Regions from separate parts of the Homo sapiens genome. Here region 2 is linked to region 1. A link is a loop called in an ENCODE intact Hi-C map of the cell type or tissue named here. Cell type or tissue: GM12878. All regions are shown on one strand. Each heading gives the region's core, and the rest is flanking DNA. Links, peaks and the distances in the headings are about the cores only.

Evidence for each region. Hi-C counts contacts between places; a loop is a spot of excess contacts. Peaks named below come from ENCODE experiments on the same cell type or tissue, not always from the same donor. Only the 100,000 strongest peaks of a DNase experiment are listed, where the experiment ranks them.
Region 2: a loop joins it to region 1, with 6 times the contacts of the local background. A loop is called at or near these places in 23 of 110 quality-filtered maps.

What each region holds. Positions count from the first base shown.
Region 1 is chr1:234,839,917-234,842,722 of GRCh38, forward strand. All of the region lies in intron 2 of LOC107985365 (a long non-coding RNA gene), which reads right to left. Among named protein-coding and RNA genes, the nearest start is that of LINC02961, 81 kb to the left of the region's middle. RefSeq lists an enhancer at 2,259-2,328. In GM12878, for the core only: no CTCF peak of the experiment used is centred there; no DNase peak of the experiment used is centred there; H3K4me3 peaks cover 1,021 bases; H3K27ac peaks cover 1,294 bases.
Region 2 is chr1:234,729,796-234,732,601 of GRCh38, forward strand. LINC01132 (long intergenic non-protein coding RNA 1132) reads left to right here. Exons shown (of 3, transcript NR_038856.1): 3 at 1-1,848. Among named protein-coding and RNA genes, the nearest start is that of LINC01132, 7.2 kb to the left of the region's middle. RefSeq lists an enhancer at 575-644. In GM12878, for the core only: a CTCF peak has its summit at 1,133; DNase peaks (open chromatin) are centred at 599, 1,306 and 1,726; H3K4me3 peaks cover 1,297 bases; H3K27ac peaks cover 2,374 bases.

The DNA.
Region 1 (2,806 bases), core at 286-2,785:
GTGAACTGCGCATGTGAGGGATCCAGGTTGCTCCTTATGAGAATCTAATGCCTGATGATCTCTCACTGTCTCCCATCACCCCCAGATGGGACCATCTAGTTGCAGAAAAACAAGCTCAGGGCTCCCACTAACTCTACATTATGGTGAGTTGTGTAACTATTTCATTATGTATTATAATGTAATCATAATAGAAATAAAGTGCACAATAAATATAATAAATATAATGTGCTTGAATCGTCCTGAAACCATCCCCCTCACCACCCCAGTCCATGGAAAAATTGTCTGGTGCCCAAGAAGTTTGGGGGCCACTGCCTTACCTCAGCAACACATGACTAGAAGTGATATGTATCACTCTGGGCTAAGGTGGTAAGACATGCCCTCTCTGTCACCTTCCACCTCCACGCAGAATTCTCCAGGGCCTTAGGAGATGGCAGAGTCACATCCTGGAAGGAGCCTGGATCTCTGAGTTACCACCTGGAGGGAAGCCACCCACTGACTTGAATGAGACATAAGCATCAGTGGAAAGGCTCTGAAATTTGAGCATTTATTTGTTACTGCTACTAGTGTTACCCTAAGTCATGCAACAACTGAAAGGCAGTGCCAGAAGGCCATTAGGTTTCAAAGCATACAGAGTAGCATGAAGACACCAGGGCCATTAGTCTTTAAAGCCCGTGCCCACATAATCATAGCAAAATAGCCCCCAAACCATACTATAAGTCTACTGTTTACCTATGGTCTTACCCAGCCACCAGCCCAGAGTGGGGCTCTGGACTGAAGCCAAGTGGAGAAACAAGTGGCATCAATGCACCTAGCATGCCCCCAGCTATGCAACACCTCCCCAGCCACCCTTCTCTGCACAGGAGCTGAAGGTGAGCATGGCTCCCCAGACAGACTATCATGGCCAGCAGTGTCAGCAGGAATCTCTATCCCAGGGAAGGCTCTGAGAGCTCTAGCTTTACCTCCAATCCTCCTCCATCATCAAACTCAGCACTGGCTCTGCCTGGAGTCATATTTACATAACCAAACATGACCCCCACCACACTTCCAACCCACCCACCTCCCTGAGGCCATTGGCGGTGTTCGTGGCATCCTTCTTGCCTGCCACAGTGGCTGAGCTGAGCTGGGGCCACTTCCCACACTGACTCATGCCCTTGGCCCTTATCTAGTCACACTGCCCAATGGGGAATGTGATGAGCTCCCTGAGAATCTTGAGGGGGCTGTCTAGTCCCAAAGGGGCTGGAGACTCTGGATAGGAATTTGGGCTATAAAAATTCTCTACATTTTAGAGGATATTTTATCTCCTATAAAGCTCCCAATGTTTTATAGATTTGGCCCTGTCATAGTGATTGGCAAAACTGGATCTGACAAAAAAAATTTTTGAGCTATGCCAATAACTGTGATTCCTCTTTGTTACTCATTGAGTGTAAGGCGTGGAGAAATATTGTTTCTGCCATTCACCAGGTATAGGCTTTGAAAGAGCAGAGGTGGGGTCTGTGTGTATTTACCACTGCATCATCAGATCCAGATCTCAGCAGACTGCCTGGAACACGGCCAGTGCTCAGAAATATTTGTTGTCTAAGAGTAAGGGGCCCTCTTCATGAGCCATGGAGAATTGGAAAGCCATAATTTTGGAGGAATATTAAATTTTGCTTCAAACATAGGTATAGTCTTTGGCTAATTTGTCCAGACATGGTCCCTGCAAGTTCGAAAGGGATGTGACAGGTAACCCTACAAATAAGGGAAAAGATGCAAAGGGAGAGGATTCAAGCATTCCCGAAGACATCTGGGACCACAAGGAGAGGAAGCATTAATCTCCGAACTGTTCATTAACCCCTGCACTCCCAGACCACGCAATTTTCTAACACTCTCTCAGGAGAGGAGAGCGTGCTGGTGACAGATATAACATCGCGTGAGGCATCACAAGAGTTAGTAAGAACCAGGTCACTGCCCACTGCCTGATTTCTATGAAGACAGCATAGCTGGTCAGTGGTCAAAAAACAGAAGTGGGCCCCAACCCCGGAGACAAATGAGGAACTCCCCAGTCAAAGCCAATCGCAGTCTACTGGGGGATGAAAACAATGTACTTATGTGGTAAGCCTATAAAGAGGTGCTTTTCTGATATTTTCTAAAACCTAAGCTTTTTTTTTTTTAATTCTACACAAGGAAGTGTTACACAGAGGCCCTGTTACAGCTGTTGCTTCACAAAAGTTGCATCAGTTTTCAGTGGCAATATTAGCATTTAACTGTGCTAGAGCACCAATAGACACACACATCCTGAGAAATCAAGTAATTCATTTCCTCTTTCAATTCTAAGTATTTCATTGATGCATCCTTAAGTCTCTACGAAATGTGTTAATTTCCAGGGAAGAAAGGTAATCAGTAATGCTATTCTAAAATAAAACAACTAATTAAATTTTTTTTAAAAAAGAAGACAGAAGTAGAATCATTGCGACTATTTCTTGATTAAGTAGCCTAAGTACATTCATCAGTGGTGTCGTTTTCTGGTTTCCAACAACATAATTTTGTTTGTTGATTATTTTATCCAAAGATATTGCTATACTAAATATCCTGCCAACAGATGTTTCCTCCGGTTTATAGATGTTCACACTTGGTCCCAGACTCTCTTCTAGGTGCTGAGGATACAGCCGTGGACATCTAGCCCCAGTGCAGCTTGTATTCTGATGGGATAGGAGGTGAACCCCAGCAACTGAGCTCCTTTGTTCATGGCAATAAGCCGCCCAGAGCTGACTCCCATTCGGCTGACCACACTGGCTGTGAGCTGCAGCATTTCGGCTTCACGTCCAGG
Region 2 (2,806 bases), core at 191-2,690, 110 kb before region 1:
TGCAGCGTTTAATTCTGCTCACTGTGACTTTATTGCAATGGCACACACATTTACATCACTTTATGTGCGATAACAGTAGAGAAGTTAGTTAGGTTTTTCTGTTTTTTGTTTTTTTAAGATAATGAGAAAAGTCTGTAATATTCAGCCAAAATGTATCCTTGTGGCTGGTGTAGATTTTTGGCGAAATGACACTGTACATAATCAGAAGAAGGCAAACATGCATATTATCTCCATCTCCTTATAACTGCACGAGATAACATAAAACTGCAGGAAGTATCAAGCATAAGAATAAAAGCCGTCTATTGAAGTCTACGTGGCATCCCCTGCGTGCCCCAGGAACACCCTTCGGTGGATTAGGATGAGCACGCTGGAAAATACACACCCTGCCGCTGCATCTGGCTAATGCCAGGCCCCAGCCCCTGTTCCTTAAGCCACAGATCCCCTGAGTGTCTGTGTTGTGTCTGCTGGAATTTAGTTTAGGCAGGTGACGTGGCTCCAAAGAAAGTCACAGGCTGGTTTCTGCTGCAGAGATTTGTGTCCACTTCATGCATGTTTATTGCCCGTTAACTCTATATGAAGCCACAGCAAAGGGGAAGTGATGTTAGAGAGGTCACAATCTAGTTAGTGGGGTCAAGACAAGAGATGGAGACAGCAGGTCTTGACACTCTGGAATCATTCTGATTTGTAAATATGACAATTGATGAAGGGGAAGAGTGCCTAGTCTCCAGGAGGGATTTCCTGCTGAGACCCACCAGGTATACAGTCGGTCCTTGTCTGCAGTGACCCCAGAGACATTTATTGCAACACCTGCACATCAGGTTGCAGCAACTGTGTTCTGCCTGGCCCAGGACAGACTCTGCTCCACCTAAGAGTCAGCCTCTCCAAGGCAGCAGTGGGGTTGGGAAGAGGGGAGGAGGGACCTCCATGCTGCACCAGCTCCTACAGAGCCAGCTCAAGCTACATTTCAGGACATCTTGGAGGCTACTTCTGGACAATTGTGGATTAGCTAAGTGACAGTCCAGGAACCTGGATCCCATCCTGGCCAGGGAGTTGTGGCTTCTGAGATAAGGACTTTGTGCATTGGAGATAAACTGAAGTGTTTCTGCCTCTGCTCCCTCCAGGGGCGGCTTATGGCACAGGCTCACCAAATTGCAGGCCCCAGAGCACCTGCAACCTCAGGGAGCTCAGGGGCTTCCCAGCATGGGCAGGGGAAGCCACAGATTCACTTCTCCTACAGATGCACAGACCCTGGGGTGGATGGTCTAAAGCTCAGGATCTTATAATGCAGAGAAGATGGAATAGAGCAGGAACCAGGCCCCTGTCTGGAGGAAGGAACCAATAACAACAACAACAAAACTACTGACAATGTGCGCGCTTTACAATTTTCAAAGCGCTCTCATCTCAGTCAAGGAAGGATGCATTCTTTCCACAGGCTGACGTTCAAAACCCAACCACCAGAAACATGAAGATAAAACAAAAGGAACCACCAGAAACAAACAAGACACCTGTCCATCCTCCAGGTTTGCAAATCAGATCAAGTTCTGACAACTGGTAAAGAGGAAGATGAGAAGATCCTGCCAGATAAATTCTCTGGTACCTTCATTGATCTCATTCTTTCACCATCAAAGGGGAATGCAGTAGTGCCAGCAGGAGCAGAAAAAAAAAAAAAAAACCCTAAAAAGAACAAGAGAGACTAGTCAAAGCTAGTACAGTGTTTCCCTGGTACTGAGTCATACTTTTACAATGACCCAGGCCCACGGCCTCAACTGATGACAAATAATGAGAATCCAACAATCATTCTTTCTCGCATATTCACTTGTGAATAAATGCAAGAACTGGTGTATTTGTATATGCTGTGTTTATATCTACATGATTCATTAGATTCATTAAAACCCAACTGGTAATTAGGAAAAACACTCACAAAGTTAGAAAAAAAACAGCGACGTAGACAGTAAGTTTGAATTTTAAATGGAGAAGCATTCTGTTGGTGCTTCCTGAGGTGGCGGAGGGTGTATGTGTGTGAGGGCATTGGAACAGGAAGTTGCTGGGATGTGGACCTGAGCCACCAGCACACACAGCCACGCACAGGAGGCTGATGGCTGCGGCCCAGTCGCTCACATGCCAGCATCCCCACCCTGGCTAGTCCCGACTGCCATGTTCCCAAATCTTTCTGGTTCTGGCCCCCTCGGGCTTTCTCTGGCATCTCCGGGTCTCCTGGTAGAAAGCAGACTTCTTTGGTTGTGCACTCAGATCCTTCCCAGGACCTGGCCAATGTGGTGCTGTTTCTGCTCCAGGCCACCAAGGATAACCTCCCTGCAGAATCTAACTCTCCCTTGTGCCCACATGGTCCATCTCTGCCTCAAACCAGGAGTCACCGGCTCTCTGGAGAGGTGTTAATCAGCACCCACCCTCTACCTGGCCCTCTCCAGGCATGAAGACAGCCATGAACATGGACAAAGTACCTGCTCCCAGGGAGCTCACAGTCTAGTGGGTAGAATCCAAGAACCAAATGAATAACCACCTAAGTCAACTAGGAAATAGTGCATGGTGAGAACTGCTCTGTAGAGAATCAGAAGAGAATAGGAGAGGCTGGGCATGGTGGCTTACGCCTGTAATGCCAGAGCTTTGGGGGGCCGAGGAGGGAGGATCACTTGAGACCAGGAGTTCAAGACCAGCCTGGGCAATATAGTGAGACCCCATGTCTACAAAAAAGTTTAAAAAATGAGCAGAGCATGGCAGCATGCGCTTGTAGTCCCAGCTACTCAGGAGGCCGAGGCAGGACAATCGCTTGAATCTAGGAGTTCGA